2 separate regions of the Homo sapiens genome follow, and region 1 is linked to region 2. The links are chromatin loops, found by intact Hi-C in ENCODE. Cell type or tissue: MCF 10A. All regions are shown on one strand. Each heading gives the region's core, and the rest is flanking DNA. Links, peaks and the distances in the headings are about the cores only. Region 1 holds the start of LOC105371618 (a long non-coding RNA gene). Region 2 has its middle 48 kb from the start of TNFSF18.

Region 1 (8,023 bases), core at 2,233-4,732, 160 kb after region 2:
CAGACAGACATATTGAGGATAATGAAGTTCAGTAAGTTGCTAAAGATCCCACAACTAGCGTTAGAGCTTGGTGAGCCCAGGGAGTCTAAGTCCAGAACCTGCATGTCCATCCCTATGCCATTGGTTCCCATCAGTCACATTCCATCAGTCACATCCCACATACTTCTCTTCAAACCCACTCCCTCCACTCTGATGAAGCCAGCATCATCTTCTGCTTGGATTTGTGCAATGGCTTCCTAAATGCCCTCCTTGCTTCCCCACCTTCCCCCTTTGTTAATCCAGTCTCCCTGTGTCATCCTGGGTGATCTTTCTAAAATATATGCCACTTGTTGTTTAAACCCCTTCAGTATCTCCTATCTCACCTACAGTAAAACCCAAGTTTCCTACGAAGATCCAGTGAACAAAAAACCCTGCATCACCTGACTTCTACCCAGCTCTACCACCTCACCTCACACTAGGCTCCACACACTTTGGCTTCTTTTTTTCTTCCAGATCTTTCCCTCCTCTGGGACTTCTCACTTGCTCCCCTCTGCCTGGCATAACATTCCCCAGACTCCTCCCATGGCAGGCTCCTCAGCTTCACAGACCTCCCTATCTGAAACGCATCCCTCTGTTGTTCACTCTCACATCATACTCATTTCTTCTGTAGCACTTTTCTCAGAAGTATTGTTAATTGTTCACTTATTAATAAATTGTCCCCACTAAACTATAAACTCCATGAAGACAAGGTCTGCCTTATTCACTCCTGTTTTCTCAGCAGCTAGCACAGTTCCTAGCATATAGTTGGTGCTCAATAAATATTTCTTGAATAATGAATGAATTAAGAGTAGAAATGTATAAATAAAATGCCAAATTGAATTCTCATGTGCCAAAGTGGCTCATGGCTGCCTCAGGTTGAACATGCCTTAAAAGAAAGTAGAAAGCCAGGAAACACAGCAGTCTCACTTATGCTTTCTAGACTGTGCAGCACAGTGTCATGGAACAAAAACGTAAAATGAATGTTGGAGACCTAGAGCTTCAGAATTTTCTTGACTTATTTTACAAGCTATTAAAAAAGAATATATAGGCTGGGCGCGGTGGCTCACGCCTGTAATCCCAGCACTTTGGGAGGCCGAGGCGGGTGGATCACGAGGTCAGGAGATCGAGACCATCCTGGCTAACACGGTGAAACCCTGTCTCTACTAAAAATACAAAAAAAAAAATTAGCTGGGCGTGGTGGCAGGGGCCTGTAGTCCCAGCTGCTAAAGAGGCTGAGGCAGGAGAATGGTGTGAACCCGGGAGGCGGAGCTTGCAGTGAGCCGAGATCATGCCACTGCACTCCAGCCTGGGCGACAGAGTGAGACTCCATCAAAAAACAAAAACAAAAACAAAAAAAAACAAAACAAACAACAACAACAACAACAAAATATATATATATATATGAAGAGGAGGAGGAGGAGACTATATATATATAAGACGGAGGAGGAGGGGAAGAGGAGGGAGAGGAGGAGAAGGGGGATAGAGAGAAGGGGAGGAAATGCTAATATTTATTCATTAGGTCCTGTTCTAAATGCTTTTATGTATAAACGCATTTACTTCTTATAACAACTGCTAGGGTTATCTGTCCCAGCATAATTAACTATCCCTAATATTAGTGGCTGAAACAAAAGGCATTTTCATTATAGCTCACAGTTATGTCATGTAGGAGTCTGAGCAGAGCTGGGATGGACCATTTGTCTGTTTTGCACAGCATTTACTTGGTGATCTTCAGCCAGACTGATAGGCAGGTCTAAGATGCCCTCATTCCCATGTCAGGCACCTTGGTGGTGACGGCTGAAGGCTAGGCTCTACTGAGTCTTTCCTCCTCTCCCTCTCCATGTGGTGTCTCCAGAGTAGCTGGTCTTCTTACATGGAAGCTCAGGGCTCTAAGAGACCAAGGAAAAGCTGCCAGTCGTCATAAAGGCTAGGTCCACAGCGAACACACCATCCCTTCCATATTACTTCATCTGTAAAAGCAGTCACAGCCCAGCCCAGATTTGGAGAGAGGAGAAATAAACACCAAATAAACACCAGCTCTTTTTTGGTTATTTTTTTGAGACAGCGTCTTGCTTTGTGGCGTGGACGTGCACATGGTGCAATCTTGGCTCACTGCAACCTCCGCCTCCCAGGTCCAAGCAATCCTCCTACCTCTGCCTCGTGAATAGCTGGGACTACAGGGGTGTGCCACCACATCCAACTAATTATTTATTTATTTATTTATTTATTTATTTATTTATTTATTTATTAGTAGAGATGGGGTTTCACCATGTTGGCCAGGCTGGTCTTGAACTCCTGGTCTCAAGTGATCTGCCTTCCTCGGCCTCCCAAAGTGTTGGGATTACAGGCGTGAGACATTGGGCCTGACCTAAACACCCCCGTTGATGAGAAAAGAGGGGAAGAATTTGTGGCCACCTTTAATCTGTCATAATAATCTGAGATTTGTTGTCATTTTTCTTTGCTGCACCTGAGCAGCCATAATAATCCTATTATTTCTAGTCTTCAGAGAAACTACTGAAGCACAGAGAATTGGTAGGCCCAGACAAGCCTCTGCCTTAATTTCTACATTGGTCAAGTGGGGGTAGTTAATTCTTTTCCTAACTGTTTTACAGAGTAAACCAGGAGATAAATATTGAGTAACAATCATGTACAATATGCTTATGTACAATAGTGCTCACCATTGTAGAAGGAAAAATTAAGAATAACAACCCAGTTTCTTACTCTACATGTGAAAATTATTTGAAAATTAAAAACATCCACCATATATATATATATATATATATATATATATGGAACTATTATCTGATCTATTCTAAATAACCCCCTGTAAGAAACATGAAATTTAGCTTCAAGAGATCAAGGTGCTGTTCTCTATGAATGGCTGTGGGACCCTGAAGAAGTCACGTCACCTTCCTGTGTCTCTTTGCCTGTAAAACTAAGGATTGTACTAGATGAGTTCTAGGCTTCCTCCCAAATTTGGGTATCTATGATTCAAAGTTTTAAAAATGCTTTTGTGTTACTACTCACATTTGCTGTGGGACGGGTTCCCCCACCTAAAATAGCTACCTCATCCTAGTTCCAGCAGAGAAGGCTTGTCTGTTCTTGGTTGGAAAGCAGCCACCCTTATAGTAGGAAAGGCTGCCTGATTTCCCCTTTGCAGCAGGTACATTCAAAGACACACAAAGGTAACTTTGTCCAGTGGCATCGGAAGTCCATGTTCCCAAGAGCATGCGGAATATGTAGACTTTTTATTATCTCTGGGAATATGTCCTATAAAAATGCCCCTGCTCCCTGCTTTTCCTCCTCTTTTAAGAGTATAGCTGGAGAATCAAAATAGTTATCACAAGAAAACAACATCAAACTTTCATTTTCCAAGGTAGTTACCACAACAAATGCACATTCTTGCTTTGGGCTTTGAAGAGTTCCCTTCATTTCCTCTGTTACTGGCTATCAGTGGGTTTGGGTATGACACACCTTCTCTCTCACTCACAGCCATAAAGGTAAAGGGTACTGAGAGAGAGTAAGCCATGACTCATTTTTACATCTTTTGGTTTTTGATCAAATGCCAACAGATGGCAAGAGATAAATAAATGAGTCTTCAATAATGGCGTATGTGGAAACCGGTAACATTATGGGTGATTATTCAAGTTTCATTATTAATTTTCTTCTTCCTAAAATTATAAATAAATGTAGCACAATAGGCAAAGGACACTATCCTAATACCTTCTGGGAGTAGAAAGAAGTTGCCTTCCCAGCAGCACTATTCAACTCTACATGCAATTTACTCACACATATTCAAGTAAGAGGTAAGGTAATAACTGCTTACCATAAAACCTTGGGGTTTCAGATCATCATGGCAAATGCACATTATTTGTGTAACAAATTATAGAAAGAGTTTCTCTTTTTAAATGCATTCATTTTCTTTCCTTAAAAGCAACAGAAAAGGGAAAACGCTTTCTCAAATGACCAATATCAACCTCTTATGCAACCTAAGTAGTATACAGAGTTGAAAAGAACATGAGAGAAACCAGCCCCCTCATTTTACAAAGAAAGCAAACTATGATTCAGAAATAAATGACTTGTCCAAGAAAACAGAGGCAATGGGTAGTCAGGCCCAGACTAGTCAGGCCTCCTGAGCCTCATCACAGAGCTCTTTCCAGCATCCGTGATGCTTCTAGAAGAGATAGCCTCGGCATTTATTCCATTATTCCGCTGGACTATGACATTTTGAGGAGAGACAGAAGATGAAACAGCAGTCCTCCTTTATAAGCATGGTATCTGAAGTGCAGCAGGTGCTTATAGATATCTATGGAATGAATATATCAAAAATGCATCATTTTGGACAAAAATAATAATAATCTGACCTAAAAACCACAGCCAAAAAAAGTCATAAGGATGATTGCAAGTGGGAGTGTGTTCTCTAAGTGTTCCTTGATGTAATTCTCACCTCTTCAACAATATTTTAAACTCTGTATGAGCTGAAGCTATGTAATTTATATATTTTCCTTCCTTCACACCAGAATATCAGGAATGCTATTGAAAATCCCACATTTTTGGTCCCCAAATCAGGACATATAATGTGAAAAGAAGTTTTTCACTGCTTCTTGAGGTGGTGAGCTAGCTGTCTAGCAGATGGAACTGTTGTTGTTTTAACAGCTTTATTGACATATAATTCACATACCATACATTTAGTTATTCAAAGTGTACAATTCAGTGGCTCACCAACTTGTGCAACCGTCATTCCAATAAATTTTAGAGCATTTTCGTCACCTCAGAAAGAAATCCCGTATCTCATAGCCTTAATTTCAACCTCCACCCACCCTATCTCCCAGTCCCTGACAACCACTCACCTACTTTCTGTCTCTATAGATTTGCCTGTTCTGGACTTTTCATATAAATAGAACCACACAATATTTAGTCCTTTGTGACTGGTTTCCTTCAGCTGGCATGATGTTTCTAAGGCCCATTTGTGTTGAACATGCATCAGTACTTCATTTCTTCTATGGCCAAATAATAATCCATTATATGGATATAGTACATTTTATTTATTCATTTATCATTGATGGACATTTGGGTTGCTTACACTGTTTGGCTGTTATGAGTAATGCTAACAGATTTTTTGAAGAACACAACTTTCATTTCTCTTATGTGTATATCTAGGGGTGGAATTGCTGAATTATTAGCAGATGGTTTTACTGTAGAAATATTTGAGTTAGTGAAACATTTTTTATGACTTATGAAGGAAATTAGACCCAATAATTGAAACAAGATCCATCTCATATATATTGATGCAAAGGCTAAGGGAGGAATTTATTCATCTTTTTTGAGCTGGCTTTAAGTCCAGAGTCAATCCTTGCCATTTCCCTATTGTAGAAAATCCTTGTTGTAGACAGATGACCCTATTGTGGACAGGTGCACATTTTCCAAGTATACCTCTCTCTCTACTCAATAAATCCATAGAATGATTCTGAAAATGCATACTTAATATTAGGAACTTCACAGAGCTATGAATATATATATATTTCACCTCAGACCTCCTCAGGCAGAAGAAGACAAGAGAAAGACTATATTTCTTATTTTCTTAAAGAGACATGATCCATCTGGATAATATCAACAAAACTTTACATTCTAAAGTTGCAAATAAAATTATTAATAGCAGTCATGTTTAAAGAACAGTAGAGATGTATGCACTATAGACATATTCTATTGAAATTCTATTCAGATTCAATGTGAACTCTATGTTTGTGTCCATTTAATAAAATCTAGAGGCTGGCATTACTGTTTTAAAGTTATAATAGAATTGTATAGTTTATATACTCTTGTTTTCAAAAATCATCTGCTTATATGTTTGACTTAATTGAGAATTAGTTCTTGATCAGTAGCACATCCCTCACCCAATGTATGGCATTATTTGTTTGGCAAAATATGATCCACTTCATAATGGTCTGCTTTGTGACATAGCTTCCAGGAACTCACTGTGGTAAAAACTGGGGACTTTCTGCACCGCTTGTGTTGGACTGTACCTTCCCTGATCTTACCATCAGCTCAGCTGAAGGTGACTCCCCATTGTGTTATCAAGGTAGTACTGGCAAGAATGTGAGGTGGTGACCCTGAGGATGGTGGTTCAGACTCTCACCACCAAAAAGTACCCGCTAGGGATAAGACTGTGCTCTTTATACCTCTCTTCAGAGAAAAATTTAAAAATTTTGTTAACTGTTATTTACCCAGCTGTTTTAAACCCCCTGGCTATTGATCTTCAACTTTTGATAATGTAACTGAAAAGTCAGACACTTTACTTTGTATTCAGTGCTCTGAATGTCAGACCTTAATCTGAACACACTGGATCCTAAGGTCTTAGCTCAACTGTCTAATGGCCTTCACATTAATAATAATCCGGAGTTCCTTCTCAATTATGAACCCATAAAATATGATGTCAGCCTATTTTATCTATATGGTCAGGATTATTGTATTCAATTCAAAGGTCCTGTGACACAGGGAAAGAAGAACACTTTGGAATGCCTGGATTCAAGCCCTGGCTCTGCCATTTGAAAAATGAGTACTTTGGATAAGTCACAATCAATCAGAACCACAATTTACTCTTTTATAAGTTGGAGGTAATTATAGTGTGGCAGAGACAACATAGCATGTGTTCACCAAATCTCATCTCATTTTCCTTTTCCTGGACAAGAAAAACACTACATTTCTCAGCCTTCCTTGCAGTGAGCTTGGAGCCAGGAGAACTGGGCTATGAAGAGGGAGATTTAATTCCTAAAAACATCCCATTGGGAGCTCCAACTCTCTCTCCTTCTGCTATGGTAAGCTCAGAGGCCATGTGTTTAGATGTTTTCTGTATTTTCTTAGATTCTGTATTTTTCTGTGTGACATCCATCAATCACAGGCCAACTCATGGCCAAAGCTGTTTACATCTCCCCTGCAATCCAGCTTTTACCACCGCATAAAAATCAAATCACAAACAAAACAATTCTGAGTCCATACCTCCTACTGCTCTCTTTATCTAACTCTCACATACCGAGCCACTATTTCCCCTGCCCTAAATCACCCAGGGCTGGGTGCCAGAAAACTAGGGCCCAGAACCCACCTCTAGTAGCCCAGAGCACCCCAACATTATTCCAATCATCCAATCCTAAGCTGCTTCGCCTGCCCTGCTTTGCCTTTCCATGAGAAAACATGAGGAAGCCTCTGGGCCAGGCCTTCCCCTCGTGCCTGCTTCTGCCTCCTGACTGACTGTGCTTCCCCACGTGGTCCTATGTGGTGCCCTGTACTTCGAGGACCTGGGGAACTATAAGCTTTTCTTCCAATGGCATTGACCATTCCATGTTATCACTCAGTCGCCTTTATAAATTAAGACCCAGACCCAAATTAAGATAATGGTTTTGTAAGATGAAGAATCTTTGCTGACCAGCATTGGACTTGTATGACAGGGTGATCAACATTTGTTTTGCTAAAACACTGAAATTTTGGCAGTTCTTTGTTTCTGCAACTTAGTTGAACATGTCCTGACCAACACAAAATCCTAAGTTTTCAAGGTTATTTTAATGATTAGGAAAAAAACCCAAATGTATGTAAAGTACAAAGCAGTTCATAGTACAATGTAGGAACTCAAAAAATGGTAATCATTATTATGATTATTATTCAACAACAATCCCTAAAAATACTATATGCAAATAAAGCAAACCTGTCTCTCTATTACCCCATCAGGTAGAAAAAGAAAAACAATTTTTCACCAAATATGGAAGATATGTTTGAGACATTCTGACTTAAAACAGAAATTTTGGTGTTAAAAAAATACACTTTGGCAGTTTTTTCAGAGACAGGGAGTCACCCTTCAGAGAAGCTAAAAACAAGGACAAAAACTTACTCACTGGGAGTGGCACTCTGTCTTAGACATTACAGACAGAAAACTGTAGTGACTTCAAAGGAAACCCATATTAAGAGACAAGCACAGATGCTCTAAATTATAGTCATCGTTTTGCTTCCAGTTTCTTCT
Region 2 (8,023 bases), core at 2,264-4,763:
ATGCAATATTCTCCAGGATAATAATGTTAAACTGCAAAAAAGTTGTAATAACTTTTAGGACATTGAAATCACAGCAAGTATATTTTTAACCACCATGGTATGAAACTAGAAGTCAATGACAGAGGAATTTTGAAACATTCACAAATATATGGAAATTAAATAATATGAACAACCAATGGATCAAGAAGAAATTAAAAGGGCAATTAAAAGATATCTAGAAACAAATGAAAATGGAAACACAACATATCAAAACTTATGAGATGTAGCAAAAACAGTTTTAAGAGTTAAGTTTATAGCAATAAATGCCTACATCAAAAAAGAAGACAGATCTCAAATAAACAGCCAAACATTGTACCTCAAGGAATTAGAAAAAAAAAAAAATCTGAGCCCAAATCTAGTAGAAAGGAAACAATAAACATCAGAACAAAAATAAATAAAACAGAGACTAGTAAAACAATGCAAAAGATCAGTGAAACTAAGTTTTTTGAAAAGACTAACAAAATCAACAAACCTTTAGACTAAGAAAAAATAGAGAAGACATAAATAAAATCAGAAGACATAAAATCAGAAAGACATAAATAAAATCAGGAGACATTATAACTGATACCACAGAAGCACAAAAAATCAAAGAGACTACTACAAACAATCATACACCAACATACTGGACAACCTAGAGGAAACAAATAAATTCCTAGAAACATAGAATTTACCAAGACTGAACAATAAAGAAATAGGAAATTTAAACAGAACAATCACAAGTGAGGAAATTGAAATATTAATAAAAAGACTCCCATCATAGAAAAGCCCAGGACCAGAAAGTTTCACTGCTGAATTCTACCAAACATTTAGAATGGTAATACAAATTCTCCTCAAACTCTTCCAAGATAATCAAAGAGGAGGGAATACTTTGAAACTAATTTTATGAAGCCAGAATTACCTTGATATGAAATCTAGGCAATTACACTACAAGAAATGAAAATTACAGACCAGTATTTCTGATGAACATAGATGTAAAAAATCCTCAACAAAATATTAGCAAACCTAATTCAACAACACATTAAGAAAATCATATACTATGATCAAGTTGGATTTATCTCAGAGATGCAAGGACACTTCAACTTATGGAAATCAATAAATGCTATATACCACATTAACATTATGAAGGCCAAAAGACATATGATCATTTCAATAGATGAAGAAAAAGTATTTGTCAAAATTCAACATCTTTCAATAATAATAACCCTTAACAAATTAGGTATAGAAGGAGTGTACCACAACACAATGAAAACCATATATGAAAAACTCACAGCTAACATTACAGTCACTGGTAAAAAGTTGAAAGCTTTTCCTTTAAGATCAGGAAGAAGATAATGATCTCTACTCTCACCTCTTCTAGTCAGTGTAGTCCATTGACTTCATATGTAAGTCCTAGCTAGAGCAGTTTAGCAAGAGAAAGAAATGAAGGGCATCAAAATTAGAAAGAAAGAAATTAAATTGTCTCTGCAGACAAAATGATCTCAGAAAAGAACACCTTGAAGACTTCCAAAAAACTGTTAGAACTAATAAATGAATTCAGTGAAGTTGCAGGACACAAAATTAACATATGGAGCAGAGAGCAAAATGTTGAAATAAAAGCCTACATTGTTTGTTCCCCCTGCTGGAACACCAGACTATAACAACTATCTGCACACAGAAAAGCACTGTCAGAAGAACCAAAAATCAAGGAAGCAATCACAGTACCTCGTTTTAACTTTGTATTGTGGAAAGAGGCATTGAGGAGGGCAGGAGAGATGGTCCTCAATCACCAATGCCACCCATCCCCCATCCCGAGCAGCAGCTGTGTGGTATGGATAATCTCTGCATTTTGGGGAGGGAGAGCACAGCAAATTGGGAACTTTATATTGACTTCAGTATTGCCCTGTCACAGCAGATAATAAAGCCATGCTAGGCTAAGCCAGCACCCATGCATGGAGGAGCATTTGGACAAACCCTAGCCAGAGGAGGATTGCCCATCCCAGTGGTTGGAATTGAGTTTCTCGGCAAGCGTCACCATTGTGAGCTGAAGTGCTCTGGGGCCCTAGGTACCAGTTTAGCCACAGCAGGATAGAGCAACAGCAGGCTCTTCGGGTCCCTGAGTGCAGGACTAGGTTTATGGACAGCATTTCTGGTCCTGCTCTGGGCCAGAAGGGAGCCCACTGCCCTGAAAGGTGAATCCTAGGCCTGGCAGCACTCACCATAAGCTGATGGGAGAGCCCTTGGGCTTTAAGAGAACATTGGTGGTGGCCTAGGAAAACTCCCCCACCTTCCCCCCACTACCATGGACTGGTGTTGGTGGCAGCCACAGGGAGAGGCTCCTCTGCCTGTGGAACAGGGAAGGAAGAGCAGGAAAGACTTTGTATTGTGGTATGAGTGCCAACTTAGCTGCAGTAGAATAGAATATTAAGTAAATTGCTAAGGTTTTTGACTCCAATTCCTGGCTTCTAGATAGCATCTCTGGACATGCCCAGGACTAGGGGGAACTGAAGGGAAGGGCCTTGCGACAGTGTTGTGTTGTCTTCAGGTCTGACACAATGCAGTCCCAGTGATGGTGGCCACAGGGGTGCTTACCTCATCACACCTCCAGTTCCAGGTGGTTCAGCACAGAGAGAGAGGCTTCATATGTTTTGGAGAAAGTAAGCGAAAAGAACAAGGGTCTCTCCTGGTAACCCAGATAATTATTCCAGATTTTATCCAAGACAACCAAGGTGGTACCTCTACGAGTCTGGAAAAAGCACAGCATTATTGAGTTTGGGGTTCAAGTCCCTTCAAATACCTAGAAAGCCTTCCCAAGAACGATAGGTACAAATAAGCCCAGACTGTGAAGACTATAATAAATACCTAACTCCTCAATGCCCAGACACTGAAGAACATCTGCAAGCATTAACACCAACTAGGAAAACATGACCTCACCAAATGAATTAAATTAAGCAGAAGAAGGAATTAGTGAGCTTGAAGATAGGCTATTTCAAAATACATAGTCACGGACAAAAGAAAAAAATAATAAAAAGTGATGAAGCCTGCCTACAAGATCTTGAAAATAGCTTAAAAATGGCAAATCAAAGAGTTATTGGCCTTAAAGAAGAGTTAGAGAAACACATAGGGGTAAGAAAATTTATTTAAAGGGATAATATCAGAGAACTTCTCAAACCTAGAGAAGTATATTAATATCCAAGTAGAAGAAGGTTGTAGAACACCAAGCTGATTTAACCCAAGGAAGACTACCTTAAGACATTTAATAATCAAACTCTGAAAGGTCAAGGATAAAGAAAGGATACTAAAAGTAGCAAGAGAAAAGAAACAACATAGAACGGCGCTCCAATATGTCTGGCAGCAGTCTTTTCAGTGGAAAGAAGGCCAGGAGGGAGTGGCACGAAGTGCTGAAGGAAAAAAAGAAAACTTTTACCCTAGAATAGTATATCTGGTGAAAATATCCTTTAAGCATGAAGAAATAAAACCCTTGCCAAACAAAAGCTGAGGGATTTCATCAACTCTGTCTTATAAGAAATGCTAAAGGGAGATCTTCCTTCTGAAATAAAAGGACCTTTTTTTTTTTTTTTTTTTTTTTTTTCAGATGACGTCTTGCTCTGTTACCAGGCTGGGGAGTGCAATGGCACCATCATGACTCACAGCAGCCTCAACCTCCCAGGCTCAAGTACAGATGGGATTTCATCATGTTGCCCAGGCTGATCAAAAACTCCTGAGCTCAGGCAATATGCCTGCCTTGGCCTCCCAAAGTACTGGGATTTTAGGTGTGAGCCACTGCACCCAGCCCAAGAAAAGGACTTTAATGAGCAAGAAGAAATCATCTGAAGGTATACAACTTGCTGATAATAGTAAACACATAGAAAAATACAGAACAGTATAACACAGTACTCACGGTGTGTAAACTTCTCTTAAGTAGAAAGACTAAATGATGACTCAATAAAAAATAACAACTACGACAACTTTTCAAAACATAGACAGTACAATAAGACATAAAGAGAACTAAAAGTTAAATAGCAAGGGAATAAAGTCAAAGTATACAGTTGTGGACCAAGTGCAGTGGCTCATACCTGTAATCTCAACACTTTGGGAGGCCAAGGCAGGTGCATCACTTGAGGTCAGGAGTTTGAGACCAGCCTGGCCAACATGGCGAAACCCTGTCTCTACTGAAAATACAAAAATTAGTTGGACATGGTGGCCCAGGCCTGTAATCCCAGCTACTTGAGAGGCTAAGGTAGGAGAATCATGGAGGCTGCAGTGAGCCGAGATGGCATTGCTGGACTCCAGCCTGGGTGACAGAGCAAGACTCTATCTCAAAAAAAAAAAAAAAAAAAGAAAAGCATACAGTTTTTAAAGAGTTATTTTGTGTGTTTTTTATGCAATCAGTGTCAAGTTTTCATCAGTTTAAAATAATCAGCTATAAAATATTATTTGAAAGCCCCATGGTAACCTCAAATCAAAAAATCTACAACAGCTACACAAAAAACAAAGAGCATGAAATTAAAGCAGACCACCAAAGAAAATCACTTTCACCAAAAAGCAGATAAGAAGGAATAAAACAAGGAAGAGAAGACTGCAAAACAATGAAAAAACAAATAGCACAATGGCAGGAGTAAGTTCTTAATTCTCAATAATAACATTAAATTTAAGTGGATTTAAGTCTCTAATCAAAAGACAGAGTGGCTGAATTAATTTTAAAAATGACCCAATGATCTGTTGTCTATAAGAAACACACTTCAGTTATAAAGATACAAATAGACTGAAAGTAAAGGGATAGAAAAATATATTCCATGCCAATGGAAACCAAAGAATAGCAGGAGTAGCCATGTGTATATTAGACAAAATAGATTTAAAGAAAAAACTATAAGAAGAGACAGAGATGGTCATTATATGATGAAAAAGGGGTCAATTCAGTAAGAGGATATAATGAATGTAAATGTATTTGAACCCAACACTTGAGCATCCAGATATAAAAACCAAATCAAATTAGAGCTAAAGAGATAGGCCCCAGTACAATAATAGCAGGAGACTTCAACACTCTACTTTCAGCATCGGACAGATCTCCCAGACAGAAAATCAATAACAACAAAAATTGTATTCAATCTGCACTATAGAACAAATGGACCTAATAGATTTCTTGAAGCAAATGATAATGGAAATACAACATACCAAAAGCTATGGGATACAGCTAAAGCAGTACTAAGAGGGAAGTTCATAGCTATAAGTGCCTGCATCAAAAAAGAACATCTTCAACCAAATAATGTATCTTAAAGAACTAGAAAAGCAAGAGCAAATCAAACCAAATATTACTAGAAGAAAAGAAATGATAAAAATCAGAGCAGAAATAAATGAATTTAATTGAAGAAAACAATGCAAAAGATTAATAAAACAAAAAGTTGTTTTCTTGAAAAGATAAACAAAATTTGCAAATCTTTAGTCAGACTCAGAAAAAGAGAAGACACAAATAAATGAAATCAGAGACGTAAAAGGAGACATAACAACTGTAAACACAGAAATTCAAAGGATCATTAGTGGCTACTATAAGCAAATTTGGAAAATCTAGAAGAAATGGTTAAACTCCTATACACATATAACCTACTAAAATTCAATCATGAAGAAATCCAAAACCTGAACAGACCAATAACAAGTAACAAGATCAAGGCCATAATAAGACATCTCCCAGTAAAGAAAAGCCCAGGACCTGATGGATTCACTGCTGAATTTTACAAACATTTAAAAGAAGAATTAATACCAATCCTCCTTAAACTGTTCCAAAAAATAGAGGAAGAGGGAATACTTCCAAGTTAATCCCAGGAGGCCAATATTACCCTAATACCAAAGCCAAACAGACACATCAAAAAAAGAAAACTACAAGGCAACATGTCTGATAAATATCGATGCAAAAATCCACAACAAAATGCTAGCAAACTGAATTCAACAATACATTAAAAGATCATTCATCATTACCAAGTGGAATTTATCCCAGGGATGTAAGGATGGTTCAACATATGCAAATCAATCAATATGATACATTTTATCTACAGAATGAAGGACAGAAACCATATGATCATTTCAATTAATGCTGAAAAAAGCATTTGATAAAATTCAACATCCCTTCATGATAAAAATCCTCAAAAAATGAGATAGAAGGAACATACCTAAACATAATAAATGCTATATATTATAGACCCATAGATAGTATTATGCTAAATGGGGAAAAACTGAAAGCCTTTCCTCTAGATCTGGAACATGAAAGGTTGACAACTTTCACCATTGTTATTCAACATAGTTCTGGAAGTCTTAGCTAGAGCAATGAAACAAGAGAAAGAAATAAAAGGCATCCACATTGAAAAGGAATAAGTCAAATTACCTTTGTTTACAGATGATATGATCTTGTATTTGGAAAAGCCTCGACTCAGCCAAAAAACTATTAGAACTAATAAATTCAGTAAATTTACAGGATATAAAAGTGAAATACCAAAATCAGTAGTATTTCTATATGCCAACAGTGAACACTCTGAAAGAGAAATTTAAAAAGTGATCTCATTTACAGTAGTCACAAATAAAATTAAATACCTAGGAATTAGCCAAAGAAGTAAAACGTCTCTAAAATGAAAACTATAAAACATTGATGAAAGGAAATGAAGGGGACACCAAAACATGAAAAAGTATTCCATATTCATGGATTGAAAATAATCAATATTGTTAAAATGTCCATACTACCCAAAACAATCTAAAGATTCATTGCAATCCCTATCAAAATACCAATGACATTATTCATAAAATGGAAAAAAATCCTAAAATTTATATGGAATCAAAAAAGATCCATAATAGTGAAAGCTACCCTGAGCAAAAATAATACAACTGGAGGAATCACATTACCTGACTTCAAATTATACTACAGAGCTATAGTTACCAAAACTGCATGGTAGTGGCATAAAACCAGATGTATAGACCAATGAAACAGTATAAAGAAGCCCGAAACAAATCCACACACCTATAGTGAACTTATTTTCAACAAAAATGCGGAGAACATACATTGGAGAAAAGACAGACTCTTCAGTAAATGGTGCAGGGAAAATTGAGTATTCATATGCAGAAGAATGAAAATTGATCCGTATCTCTCACCTTATACAAAAATAAAACGAAAATGGATAAATACTTAAATCTAACACCTCAAATTATGAAACTATTACATGAAAACATTAGCATTCTAGTAGTTGAGGAGAAAAAGCCCTGTGTGTTTTTTTCCTAAGAAGAGGGAATATTGAGAAAGGGAATTATCTCCTCTGCCTCTTTCATGGAGGAAGTGTTGAAAGAACACTAAAATTACAGCCAAAAAGGCTGAATGCTGGTTTTACTATCTTAAAGCAGAGAAGCAATTGGCAAAAGCTTCTCTAATAAGCAGGCTCCCATTGGGGCCTGAGGCCAGTAAGACAGAGACCACACATTTAATGCGGAAGACTGTTTAAGAGCCTAAGCCTTTGTTCCCAGTTAGCCACACCCTCAGTCTGCCTATGCCCTTCTTGTTGTGAATGGCTCTCCTTGATGATGAATGGTGATGCCGTGGGGCGGGAGTGAGAGATGGAAGTATGGAAAGACAAGAGCTTTCTGTGCCAGCTTTCACTAACAATGAGAAGGAAAAACACAGCATTTGGCTCACTCTGGTTTCCCTCTGGCTTCACACAGCTCCCTGAAGAATACTCTCAGTTGCCTCTTTCCCAGGAGGTCTTTGGGATTCACAGATGAACTCCAACATACAATGAAGGATTGTGATGGCTAGAATTGAGGCAGGAGGGCAATTTAATTTCCTAAATTTTCTGCTCTCATCTTAAGATGAAACAGCCCTTCCTCAGCCCCACATACCTGCTCTGCACACTTTGGTCTTTGTGTTTTAAGTTCCTACTGTTTGGAATACCCTTCTATTCCTTCCTCTCTAAATCTGCCAGTCCTCCAAGGCTCAGCTGAATTTATTTTCCATAAGTCCTTTCCATCACATAAG

What was found. Peaks named below come from ENCODE experiments on the same cell type or tissue, not always from the same donor. Only the 100,000 strongest peaks of a DNase experiment are listed, where the experiment ranks them.
Region 1: a loop joins it to region 2, with 11 times the contacts of the local background. A loop is called at or near these places in 6 of 110 quality-filtered maps.

Annotation. Positions count from the first base shown.
Region 1 is chr1:172,834,058-172,842,080 of GRCh38, reverse strand. LOC105371618 (a long non-coding RNA gene) reads left to right here and starts at 6,027. Exons shown (of 3, transcript XR_007066734.1): 1 at 6,027-6,094; 2 at 6,704-6,830. In MCF 10A, for the core only: no CTCF peak of the experiment used is centred there; DNase peaks (open chromatin) are centred at 3,540 and 4,100.
Region 2 is chr1:172,999,020-173,007,042 of GRCh38, reverse strand. No RefSeq gene overlaps it. Among named protein-coding and RNA genes, the nearest start is that of TNFSF18, 48 kb to the left of the region's middle. In MCF 10A, for the core only: no CTCF peak of the experiment used is centred there; a DNase peak (open chromatin) is centred at 3,682.